3 separate regions of the Homo sapiens genome follow, and regions 1 and 3 are each linked to region 2. The links are chromatin contacts, found by Hi-C or POLR2A ChIA-PET in ENCODE. All regions are on one chromosome and are shown on one strand. The core of a region is the stretch at or near the end of the contact, and the rest is flanking DNA. Distances in the headings are between cores, read along the strand shown.

Evidence for each region. A loop is a pair of places that touch in the nucleus more often than their neighbours do. ChIA-PET counts read pairs that join two places held with the same protein, here RNA polymerase II (POLR2A). Pooled maps may share reads with other maps.
Region 1: a map of mammary epithelial cell shows a loop between it and region 2 (2.5-fold over the local background). The contact joins the promoter of OGDHL here to the promoter of ERCC6 in region 2. A Hi-C loop is called at or near these places in 1 of 168 maps with a recorded cell type or tissue (mammary epithelial cell) and 9 of 50 pooled maps. POLR2A ChIA-PET finds 5 or more read pairs at or near these places in 1 of 52 experiments (H1).
Region 3: a loop to region 2 is called in a pooled map, with 5 times the contacts of the local background. The contact joins the enhancer-like site here to the promoter of ERCC6 in region 2. A Hi-C loop is called at or near these places in 1 of 168 maps with a recorded cell type or tissue (G401), 1 of 37 single-sample maps with no recorded cell type and 3 of 50 pooled maps. POLR2A ChIA-PET finds 5 or more read pairs at or near these places in 2 of 52 experiments (HepG2 and Panc1).

The regions. Positions count from the first base shown.
Region 1 is chr10:49,761,012-49,765,155 of GRCh38, reverse strand. OGDHL (oxoglutarate dehydrogenase L) reads left to right here and starts at 2,833. Exons shown (of 23, transcript NM_018245.3): 1 at 2,833-2,917. RefSeq lists a silencer at 2,873-3,082.
Region 2 is chr10:49,537,462-49,541,708 of GRCh38, reverse strand. ERCC6 (ERCC excision repair 6, chromatin remodeling factor) reads left to right here and starts at 2,588. Exons shown (of 21, transcript NM_000124.4): 1 at 2,588-2,747. RefSeq lists enhancers at 1,906-2,145, 2,176-2,235 and silencers at 2,656-2,945, 3,891-4,079.
Region 3 is chr10:49,360,501-49,364,815 of GRCh38, reverse strand. DRGX (dorsal root ganglia homeobox) reads left to right here. Exons shown (of 7, transcript NM_001276451.2): 7 at 1-750. Among named protein-coding and RNA genes, the nearest start is that of DRGX, 33 kb to the left of the region's middle. Within about 2 kb of position 1,740, at least 2 of the 41 ENCODE cell types and tissues checked have a DNase peak (open chromatin) inside an H3K27ac peak, as active enhancers do.

The DNA of each region.
Region 1 (4,144 bases), core at 1,584-4,083, 220 kb before region 2:
GGAAGTATTCAGTGGAACGGTCTTACTAGATATTTATTATACATATTAAACTGCAAAGAATATATATCTTTTGACCCATTGTTAAACTTAATTTAGAAATCAGGCTGGGCATGGTGGCTCACTCCCATAATCCCAGCACTTGGGAGGCCAAGGTGGGGGATGATGAGGTCAGGAGTTCAAGACCAGCCTGGCCAACATGATGAAACTCCATCTCTACTAAAAATAAAAAAATTAGCGAGGCATGGTGGTGGGAGCCTGTAATCCCAGCTACTCAGGAGGCTGAGGCAGAAGAATTGCTTGAACCTGGGAGGTGGAGGTTGCAGTGAGCTGAGATCCAGCCACTGCACTCTAGCCTTGGTGACAGAGCAAGACTCCATCTTGAAAAAAAAAAAAAAAAAGAAAAAAAGAAAGAAAGAAAGAAAGAAAGAGAAATCAATGTTACCATAGTAGTTTTGCATGTACTAAAGGGAATATATAGGAGGACTCTTTTCTCCTTTTTTTTCTGTAAATGTCAAAAGAAATGGAAATGTTCATTCAATGGGAGAGAAGTGACATACAGTCACCATACATCCCTATAATGAATACAACATACCCATGAAAAAGAATGAGGTGGTCCTACACATACTGAGTTTAAATAAAAATCTTCAAGACAAGGGAAAAAAAGAAACAAGTCGTGGAACTATATTCTAGTGTGATCCATTTCATATTTTTATGTATATGTTTGTAGAAGCATATGGATATAAATACATAAACAATTTTGTAAAAATGTTTGCCAAACTGGCCAGTAGTTATCTCTGGAAGGAAAAAAAAGAGGTGAGGTTGGGGCAGGTGGAAGGGGGCTTTTCACATTTTGTTCTGTATCCTTCTGTATCATTTAAGTTCTGTACAACTAGAATAAATAAAAACTTCCATGTTCTGACACACACACACACACACACACACACACACACACACACACGCCACAGGCATGGGAAAAAAAGAAAGGTGTCTGTTTCTGAAGATCTCTGCAAAGCCTACAGCCACTGCCACTAATCCTCTCAGGCTTCTGAGAATGGCAGCCACCCTCATGGGAGCGTTGATTGCCCCAAATGTTTGCTTTAATCAATGCAATTAGCAGAACACCAATTAGGCTGGAAGGCTGAAAGGCTCTGAAGCCTTTTGATTTGCAAGAGCCTTGTTCCTGCCTGCTGCTCTGTGTCAGGCTTTCCATCTTTCTTAATCGGTGACTCTGACTTGTAAACTTTTCCACTATTACCCCAAACTGCAGCTTCTCCTTTTCCCTAGCTCACTGAGAAGTTCCACTGTGCCCAAGTCACTAAAGCCAGACACCTGTGAGTTATCTATGTCTCCACCCTCATATCTGGTCAACCACTAAACCCCGTGGAGCTGATCCCCGTAAGTCTCTCAAATCTGGCCACCTTACTCCGTCTCTACTGCAAGTACATTACTGCCTCTCACCCGGAATTTGAATTTTGAAAAACAGAAGAGCCTTGAAGAGACAGTTCCTCTATGGCTCAGCCCTGCTTCCTGAAGTAAATTTTCAGCTTTCCTCTGATTCTGTGAGTTGCCTTATATACAACCTTCATATCAACTCGTTTTCGGCTGAAGCTAGCCAGGTCATTTTTGGTGCTTGTGTCCAAAGAATTCCCAATGAACCCTGCCCTTCTGCACCAGATAAAATCTTACTCATCCTTCAGGATCCAAGTCAAGTGTCCATTTACTCACTCAGTCATTCATTCAACAAATATTTACTGAAAAATACCATGATAGTGCTGTGTTAAGTGCTGAAGATTCTTGACCACATGTATCCCTAACTGTCTCCAAATAAAGAACTTTTGGGAGACTTCAGGTGCAGAAGTTAGTTGTATTCCTTTCTTCGTGGCACTCTGTCAGCAGTGATCTGGGTAATTGATTAATTACCTCATATCCACATTCCCCATCCTCCTCCCTCGACAAGCAACCATATTAATTGGTTTGATATGTACTTGAATATATTCTTGTGAAGTGCATACTGTAGTTTTGAGATTAAAATTCAAGAGTGTAAGTGTAGAAGCAGAGAAGCCAGTTAGGAGGCTGCTGCGATAATCCAGGAGAGATTTGATGGCAACTTGAACCACAGGTATGTTATGTTCCTATACAAGAAATCCCTGCATTTAAATGAGAACAAAACCCAACAGAAAGCTGAAAAAAATACAACAGAAAACCCCAAACTAACAAACAACGGGAGATGCAAATGGTTGATAACCAGAGAAATGCAGATTAAAACAATAACAGGACATTGCATCTGCTATTCTGATAATAATTAGAAAGTTGATCTCTATCCCAGAGAAAGTTCCACGCAGGATCCTAAGGGAATGTGTATGAAGAAGTTCATTGCAGCCTTGTTTGTGGCCACGGGGTGGTGAGGACAGCCTGGGTCACCATCAGTGGGAGGATGAATGGGTAAAATGTGTATCAGATTTGGGGTAAGCACTTTTCACGCATTATCTCATCTTTTTTTCAAAACATCCCTAAGATAGTGGAACTTTTCATAGCATTCCCATTTTACAGACGACAAAACAAAACCTATCCTCTCCTACACACAAAGGCTGCTTGTCGTCTGGTACATTCGTCCTAGTTTTAGGACGAGCACACGGGGTTCAGGGCCTCAGCCCCGTTCTGCGGTCTCAGAGAGGAGTCCCCCCTTCGGCCGTGGGCGACCTCGGGCCTGGGCCGCCAGCACCGTGGACAGCGCCAGGAGCGGGGCGGGGCATCCATGGAGACGTCACGACGCGCGGAGTCTCAGGGGCGCGCGCCCGTGGGCGGCTGCGTCACGTGACCCAGGTAATTGGCACGGCGCGCGCGCACCCCTTCCGCGCAGCCCCCTGACCTGCAGCCTCCGGACCTCGCTGCAGCGCGGACCCGGCCCGCCCGCCCGGTGAGCGCGGCGGCCCGCCCCCTCCCGGTCCCTGCGCCGCTGCTTCTCCTGCCGTCCTGGGGACCGGCCCCACAGCTCCTCTCTCCTGGGTCCTGGGGCGCCGCTGCCCGCAGCCCTGAGTCTGGCCCCGCCGGGGGGAGGGGGAGGAGGAACAGACTGTGACCTTGGCTCTGACCTTGGCTGGCCGTGGCCTCCCCCGGGACCCCCAGCCCATCGCGCGCGTACCACCCGGCTAGTCCAGGGTCCTGCGCAGAGGAGCGGGTGCTCGCGGTGGGTTTCTCCAGCCCGAGGACTTCAGACTGCCCCGCGCCTTCCGTGGCCAGGGGAGGGCCCGGAGCTGCGAGGGCTGTGCGGGGGATGGGGAGGGTCAGCGCTGTGCACCTGGCGGGACCCATAGGCAGCTTCGGACTACCAAGGAGCCTAATAGACGGTTTTAACCGCGGTCTCCGATTACAGATGAGAAAACTGAGGCCTGAGAGAGGGCGGCATGGCCTGAGGTCGCTGCTTGCATGGGATGCGCTTCTTCCGCCCCCCGGGAGATGTGGGAGGGGGACGGGGTAATCCCGAGGCCACAGCAGGCTGCAGTACGCATTCGCCGAACCGGAGAGACCCTTTGACGCCCCTCGGCCACCTGGCTCAAGCAGGCCCTAGCAGCCCCTCCCCAGTGTCTTGGAACAGGCCCCAACTAAATAGAATTGCGGTTTGTTGCTGAGCAAAAGCTCATCTGCTTCTCAGAAAGTGGGGTCAGAGTAGACCTGCTGCTGAGAGAATCCAGGCTCTGCTGCTGCCCAGCTTGGAGGGCCCTCTGGGGAGAACCCTTCCCGGCCTCTGTTTACTGATCTCTGCAATGGGTGCATTAGGGAGTAGTCCTCACTAGGGCACCCCAGACAGGGTTGTGTGTGTGGGAGTCTTAGTGGCCATGGTGTCGGCAGTTTTCTGGGGTTGGGTTGAGGTTCTGAGGTTGGGTTGGGGATGCTATGTGACCTTGTCCTCAGAGAAGAGACCCCCAAGAGATACCCAGGGCAACTCTGCTGGAGTCTGGACTGGGCAGGGGGTTGCACAGGGCACCTGACTCTCACTCCTTGTTGCTGTCCTTGACTGTATGGGCAGGAACTAGTAGGGCTGGCTTGGGCTCTGGCTCTAGATACTGAGCCCTCATGCCCTGCTGGGATGCAGGTGGGGGTGGGTGGCAGGCTGCCCTCCTGCCAGGCTGGGTCAAGGTCACAA
Region 2 (4,247 bases), core at 1,339-3,838:
AGAGTAAGGGCTAGGAAATGGTAGGGAAAATGGATTAAAATCCAAATCAATAACTACTATAATAATGACATTAGAAATATTGGTTTGGGGGTACACAGGAGATGCAAGAGCCTATTGCTGTCAGAGGGTAGGGGAAAGCTTCAGAAAAGAGAAACTTTGTCTGAGTTTGGAATGGGTAAGAGAATTCTAAGCAGAGGGACCTGCTTGTAAGATCACAGAAGTGACAGAATAACAAGTAGGGGTATGTGGGAAAAGATTAATAATTGCCTCTCCCCCAAAGTTCCAGTTTATAGTTTGTCCATTTCTGTGGTATAAATACTCCTACTATGGCTGATTTCAAGCTATTAATGTGAAGTCAACAAAGGCAGAGTTGGTGCTATGGGCTAAACTGGGTGCCCCCCAAATTCATATGCTGAATCCCTAACCCTCAATGTGACTATTTGGAGACAGGGTCTTTAGGCAGCAAATCTGGTTAAATGAGATCATAAGGGTGAGTCCCTAATCCAATACGGCTGATGCCTTAGAAGAAAGGGAAGACAGAGCCCTCTCTCTACCCCATGTAAGGACACAGTGAGAAGGTAACCATTTGCAAGCCATGAGGAGAGCTTCCCCTAAATGAGCTAAATCTGCCTGCATTTGATCTTGGACTTCCCAGCCTCCAGAACTATGAGAAACAAATGCCTGTTGTTTAAGCTGCCCAGTCTATGGCATTTGTTATGGCAGCCTGAGCTAAGGCAGCTGGGAAGAGGTGAACAGTATGCTTGCTAGGCCGTAGAAGCCAATTGTAGCACACCCTTCCTGGGAGAAGAGTAAGTAGTTCCCTAAATCCTGAGCATAGGCATCCAGGGAGTGAAGGACACAAGTGATGCAGAAAAATTAGATGGGGCAGGAGTATAAAAGGGCTTGGACGACTTGCTAAATAACTTGGGACCTCATTTAACTAAATTCCCTCATTAAAGACCCTATCTTCAAATACAGTCACATTCTGAGGTCCCGGGGTGGGGGTGGGGAGTGGCGGTTAGGACTCCAGCATATGAATTTTGGGGAGGGGACACAATTCGGCCCTTAATAGCTCCAGTTGTGCCACCCTGAGTTGTTTTCCTGAACCCCGCCCACGTCTTTGTAAATAATAACTCTCAACTTCCCCTTTTGAGTGGACCATTTTTTCCTGTCCAAATTCTGATATAGGAAGGGTCTCCAAAATAGCTGCAAAGGGAACCTCAGTCTCAAAAGTTGGGATCCACTATATATCTGCTTTTACTTTCAAGCATTGAAACTAATGTCAATCAACTGCCTTTCTATTCTTAATATTTTATCCAAGAAATCGCTAGAATTCTTTCTCCTTTAAAAAAAAAAAAAAGCAAGTTACAAGCCGGGCGTGGTGGCTCACACCTGTAATCCCAGAACTCTAGGAGGCCGAGGCGGGTGGATCACCTGAGGTCAGGAGTTCGCGGACAGCTTGGCTAACATGACGAAACCCCGTCTCTACTAAAAACACAAAAATTAGCTGGGCATGGTGGCAGGCGCCTGTAATCCCAGCTACCCGGCAGGCTGAGGCAGGAGAATCGCTTGAACCTGGGAGGAGGAGGTTGCAGTGAGCCCACATCGTGCCATTGTACTCCATCCTGGGCGACAAGAGCAAAACTCCGTCTCAAAAACAAAAACAAAAACAAAACAAACAAAAAAACCCACTACCACCAACAAAAACAAGTTACATTGTGGGTTGGGGCCGCTGACAGGAGGAATAAGATGATGTTATGGAGCATTTCCTAGTCCCCTTTCCGACCCCATTTCCCTATTGTCCGACTTCAGGCTTCCAAGTGAGGACAGCACTTCCCAGGCAGTGACCCGCAGTCACTGCCCTCCCAGAGGACGTCCTGCCTCGCGGCCCTGGAAAGTCCACCTTCTCCTAGCACCGATCCTGAGCTGAGAAGCTCTGTCTGGTACAGCCATCCTGCATCGTGGGCTGCTTCTTTCCCCAGGCGAAGCTCAACTTCCTCCCATTGTTCTGAACCTCTGTGTGGACATCTTCTTTCTTCAAACGCACCACGGTAAAATTCTCGCCTGCCTCGAAACCCCGCCTACCTCTGAGATCTGAGGACGGATACTAAACGCTGGACTTAAGGCAATGTACACATGTAAGCAGGCTCTGTAGGCACTCACTCCGCCCAGGTGCGCGCGTGGCGGAGGGGGAACAGAGAAGCAGGACAGCTCTCCATCCTTCCCGTGTTCAGTCGTGGGAGACAACAAGAGAGGTCACAGCCTGGCGACCAAAAAGTGCGGCTAACTTCCCTGCCCAAGCTGACTTTCTCTGCAGGGTTCAAGGTTAATTGTGAGGATTTACATTCGCATGGCACACCCGCATCCCCCTCTACGTGGAAATATGTCTTAACTTTCATAACTGCCTTGCCAGCAGGGTATTTTTCGCTAGGGGCGAAGCGTCCTTCGCAAGCCACCCAGCTGACCGGCAGCGGAGACAGCTTTCTCGCCCTGCTCGCACGCAAGTAGAAAGGCGCTGCTGAGCCCGTCCCTCCAAACCACGTGGTCTTGCCCGTGCTTAAAAACAAACGCTGAGCCAGGCGCATGCGCCACGGGCCTCCCCGCACCAGCAGAAGTCGGAGTCGCTGTTGGGGGCGGTGTCTATGGTTGAGCTGAGGGCGCAGGCGCCACGGCCCGTCGAGCTGGGTTCCAAGGCGGCTGGCGGCGGTAGCGTCTCTGTTTCCTTGTGGGCGCTCGCGCGGCCCTGGGTGAGTGTTCGGGGGTCCCGGCCGAATGTCGGGCAGGGGGTGTCGGGGCCCAGCTCAGGCTTCTCGGGCGGGCCGCGGCCCCGCGCCTTGGCCTCGCCGTGGTGATTGAGCCTGTCAGCGAGGACGCACTGTAGCGGGTCTTAGGGCCAAGTGCCCGCTTCCGGCGGCCTCACCTGAGACCGGAAGTAGCGCCAAGGAGCGCTCACCTGAGGCGGCTTGAGTCCCTGGCCGGCCAGCGACCCAGCTACTTCTCCGACTTTGTATAAGGCCCCCTGCGCGCAGGGTCAGCTGGGTCCTTTTTGATCTCGATTAAAATGCTGGAGCTGTTATTTTAAAGAGAGTCGGGCTAGATGTACGTCCGACGTTTTGGGCGTTGATAGAGTCAAATTGATAAGAGTGTGGGCGGATGAGGCAGGCCGCCTGTAAATGCTGCTGTTACGTGACTTCCACGCAGCGTCTTAACTGCTGTCATCCTGTGACAGGCAGCCCTCGCTTTTCTCCTCAACTTTTCCCATCATCTTCTTGTTGCTTTGTCTCCTCCAATCCATTATCCGCACAGTTGTCCAGGTGGTCTCTGGCATAAAGTAGGTCATGCCATCATCAGCCTACTTAACAGTTTTCAGAGTCATTCCATTGCACTGGGAGTGGAATCCATGCTCGTGTTTTCCCAGGCCTTGTGTGATTTGGCCCTTGCCTGTCCCCTCTCAGAACTGTGCCTGTGTCCGACCAACCCTCCAAATGAGACCCAGCTTGCCCCTGGCTGCGGGAGCCCCAGTGATGGGGGAGGACGGTGAAGATACTAGTGTCCCAGATGATTAAGCCTTAGAAGATACTCTGCAAGACTTAGGCCATGAACGGAGCCCTTCTCTGCTCTTCTTAACTCAAAGTTAAAAATAAAGTCAAAAATTCGGTGTTCCAGCCTTCTTGCATTTTCACAAGTGCATCAGCTCTTTCTAGTCTTAAAAGTTACGCACGTTGTTGGGAGGCCGAGGTGGGTGGATCACCCGAGGTCAGGAGTTCGAGACCAGCCTTACCAACGTGGTGAAACCCTGTCTTTACTAAATACGAAAAATTAGCCGGGCATGATGGCATATGCCTGTAATCCCAGCTAATCGGGAGGCCAAGGCAGGAGAATCGCTTGAACCCGGAAGGCGGAGGTTGCAGTGAGCCTGGCGGAGCCTGGCGGAGGTTGCACTCCAGCCTGGGCAACCGGAGCGAAATTCCGTCTCAAAAAAAAAAAAAATTTCACACGTTGTTTCCTTGCAAGACGTTCACTTTACTTTCGACCTGACTGACTTATCAGATGTCACTTTATCAGAGAGGCCTCCTTGACCCCACATCTACCTCCACAATTTCAATTTGGTTTCTCTCATTTTGTCAGAAAGCCTTGTACTTTCCTCTTAACAGCAGTCACCACAATTATATTTGTGTGTGTGTGTGTGTGTGTGTGTGTATGTGTATATATATATATATAGTTTTTAAATGTCTGTTTTTCCCATG
Region 3 (4,315 bases), core at 491-2,990, 180 kb after region 2:
CAAAATGTTTTACTTTCACATTTCCTGTCCCCTTTTTACCTTCCCCCACTCCATGACCCCCAAATAATACTCCTGAGTGTATCATGCCTTGTCTATGATCACTACGAAGCATTTGATAAAACCCACTGTCTCCTTTAAAGAAAAAAATCAAATCCTTCTTCCTGCTGTATTTTGCTTGTTGAGTATAAAGATGAAACGATTTGCCAAAAAGCGGCAAAGTTGCTTCCGTTTCCCTGTAATTACGAATGTTTGGTTGAAGGATGTAAGCTCAAGCCCTTATGTACACTAACTCTTCAATCTAATTGTTTGATTAAACTCGTATTTCCTCCAGAAAGGTACATAAATAAGTGAACTGTTGAGCAAATTAAGAATACTTAACAGCATTGCATCTGAAAAGTAGTTATGCTGATTAAATTTTGTGTCCTTGAGGACTTTCAGGAAATTACTTTTGATCGTCAATAACACAATTAAGTAAACTACACACACATTAGCATGAATAATTGATAAGAAATTATGTATTACCACGAAGCACTGATTTAATAATTCATGATGCGACACTCTAGTGACTGTGCAAAACTGGATCATATCGAAAAGTCTGCCTGATGTTACTGAAAGGAAAGAAAATGAGCACCAAACCTCTGCAGAGATATTGAGTACTTTGTTTTGTTGTACAAAGGCAAAAAGTAATGATGCATGATGTAGTTTCTGTTTGTTTAAATACCCAAATAAATTTAGAGGAGTTAAAACAAAGACCGAAAAAGCTCAGGTCCTCTCTTTGTTCCTCCCAGCCCTGAGGCTGCAGGGCTGGGTGGAGTCTGCGCTCTTCAATTTTCCACTTTGGCCAAGGTGCAAATAGAAACCTGGAAACTTCCAGGAGGAGGACATTGAGGCCTTGGCTCAGGAACCTTTTAGTGGATGCTGGGACAAGACAGGGGCCCCTGTGCAGATCAGAGCCCTCCCCAAGGCATTGACAAGCACTGCATTGCAGGGTCATTCTCGCTGGAGCCCCTGTAGGTTGCCCTGTCTGCAGAAGTTCATCACACGACTGTAAAAGGCAGCTGGGCTTCAGTGTGGGAAGGAGGCTCGGGCCCCAGGGATTGATTGATTAATTAATTAATTATTATTATTCATTTATTAGTCGAGGCAAATGAAGTCCATTCCTGAATGCCCTCCAGGTTATGGGAAAGGAGTCTAGAAACCACTGAAGTTGTGACTGTGACTGGGGCAGCAGCCCGGCCTTGTTGGGCATGACAGCCTGCCCGGAGGAGAAGCAACTGTGGCATGGCATGGAGTCAGGGCGGGCAGCCCTGGCATAGGACCTGGGGGACTTGGGGGCTCCTCCTCCATTCCTCAGTGGGTGCCCAGTGTCTGATCTCTCAGTTGGGTAGAAAGAACTTCCTTTGACTCTGCCACTGTCTCATTTCCTGGGAACTTTACACAGGTTAACACATTTAATCCCAATGATAAACCCACAATGTAAGTCCTACTATTCCCATTTAACAGTTAAGGAAACTGAGGCACATTAAGGTCGGGCAACTTCTGTGAAGCTACATAGTTGATAGGCTCTGATAGGAAGAGGGAAAGCTCGGCTTTATTGGGTGTCACACAGAGAGTGGTTAATAAATGACTTGATGAGGTCAACTGGGCTCAGTCTTCAAGGCCAGGAGCTCCACGGAGGCATATGAGGACCCGTTGTTCCCAGCAGGTTTCAACAGATGGTGAGTCATGGTTTGACTTTGCTCACTGTCTTTTGGGTTCTGTCCTGGATGGGCCTGTGGGAGGGGAGGATGAACCACCCCAGCGCCCTGTCAGACCTCAGTGTCTCCCTCCCCTGGGTCCGGCCTGGCAGGGGCAGGGGTAAGCCTGCCCCCATTTTATCTGCACCTGGCCTTAGGTGTGTGCCTGTCTGAGAGCAGGCCCAGTGGCGATCCCTGAACTCAATGGTGCCCAGAACTTCTGGGCCCCTCTGATGGATATTCTAGCAAGACGGGACACCAAGAAGGCGCCTGAGACTCAACCAGTCTACGTAATGGAAACTCTCTTTCTTCCTAATTTTCTGGCTTCACCAGAAGAAGTGAAACCTTTACAGATTCAGAGCTTCATCAAAGTTGGTTAAGAGCATGTTTCACTTCTTCAGAATCCTAGCCCTAAGGGCTGTGTGACTCTGGGTGGGTCACCTAACCTCTATGTGCTTCAGTCATCTACGTAATAATGGCACCAGCCTCCCGGGGCTCTTTGGAGATTAAATGAGTGGATAGCTACATGGTGCCTGGCATGGACGAAGTGCAGTAGAAAAGCCAGCTCTTGTTCCACCAAGCCTCACACATGTCAAAGGCTTGAAGACCTTTTTCAGGTGAAAACCTCACTTTCTCAAGAAGGAAATGATGGAATGGCTCTCAGCTGTGCCTGAGCCTGCAGAGGGAGTTGGGATTGCCACTCCGTTTCCTGAGCAAATTGTGTGGGCTGTAGGAGAGTTGATTTTCAGGAGGAGGCGTGTGCCCAGGCACTTGAGCTTGGAAGGGAATCTGTGGTACCCAGAGGCAGGGGTGGGCATGAAGGCTGGGGTCAGGGAGAGTGTCTTAGAGAGAGCTCTTCTAGTGGCAAGTACTGGAAAGCACTGAAGCCAGTTTATGTCAAAAAGCACTTTTAGGAGGAGGATACCAAGCGATCTCATGGAGCTCAGGATGGCTGAGACTCTAGTCCTAGGATCCCAGTGAGACAGGCACCAAGAAGCGGGGGGTTGTCAGGAACCTCCCTCGTTTTCCCCCGCAGCTTGGCCCTCTCTGCTCTCTCACAGTCATCAGCCAGGCCGGGATCATTGTGACTTTCCAGCCTCAGCCACACCCTTTGGGGACTTGAGCCAGCAGACACCTCTGGTCTCATCAGGAGTGGTCAATCATGTCCACTCTGGCCCTGCCCTGCCCGGGGGAGGGAACATGGCTCTAAGTCTCTGGGCTGGGGATCTGGGTCGATACCCAGCATATACCCCCATTACCCCCACGGGGATGGCACCAGAGGCAGAGAAGGGCACAGATGTAGAAAACCCAGTCCCTGCTGAGGCAAGTTAAACCAAAGGATGATAGGTTTCCCTGAGACAGGGACTATAAGGGCTTATATTTTTATTATTTTTAAATGATAATGCAGCTTCATTCTGGTCTCCACTCATGAACACCGTCAGCCTACTTCAGAGAATTCCACATTTGGCTGTTTTTCTCATCAAGACTTGGCCAAATACCTTCTACAGCAGCTCCAGCAAACTTGTAGGAATGGAGGGTGTGCCTGCCGCACCCAGGAAGCTCAAAGACCCTAGGGCTGTGGAACACCCAGGTGTCCCATTGGAGCCGTTCTCAGCTGCCTGCCTGTGTCCAGATCATACTCCCAATGACAACAAAGCCCTGGCCTCCAAGTTTGGACGCCCTTGGCCCCAGCACCACCAACTGCCGTCTGAGGGGGACGACATAATTAGTGCGAGACTGGCAGGTGGTTGGGGCCTGCAGTCCTCGTGGCCAAGAGCAGTGGCCCCAACCTTTCTCCCAGCCTGAGCTGTTCTGGCAGAGCCGGCCCCCCTGGCTCTCAGTCCCATAACAGGAGTCAGGGTAATGGGTTTGGATAAACCAGAATCCATCCCCCAGCCCCCAGGAAGAGCATTTTAGAAAAGGCGGCTGCCCCTGCCCAGATATGGGCTTTTCAGCTGCCTCTTTCTGAGCCACCTCAAGACAAAGCGAGGCATTTCGGTGGAAAGCAGCATTGGTTGGTGCCCTGGAAGTGCCTAGGGCCTCTCCTGCCCTGGTACCCTGGAAGCACCTAGGGCTTGTCCTGCACCCTGCCGGATGGACCAAGGAGACTGGCCTGGGAGCCCGGCCTGTGCTTAGTGCTGCTGCCTGCCATCTGCTCACCGGCCTCTTAGCTGACAACAGGGCCCCTGCCAGGCGAAGCTGCTTCTTGTCAGAGCCTGGCTGAGTTCAGGACGGGCCATTGCTCTTTAGCACACCTCTTTAGGTCCTGGGCACCACCCCCTCCCTCTTTCTGGGTGCATTATCAGACAACGCTGGAGCTGCGGCTGCCTGGCCCTGGCCTGGCTCAGCTAGGTGGCCCAGATCACAGCAACCCCTATCTTGGGACCTCTGCTGTGGCTGGGAGAGGAGGCTTGCCAGCTGTTGGAGGGCTGCCAACCCTGCCTGGGCCACACGGCAGTTGGGGGTTGAGTGGGAGAGGGCACTCATCCATCATGAGCCAGGGTCTAGGAGCAAAGGGGGGTGGTGCAAGAGGAAATTACCCAAGCTGGGGGCCCACCAGGTCAAGGGCTGCCTGGCAG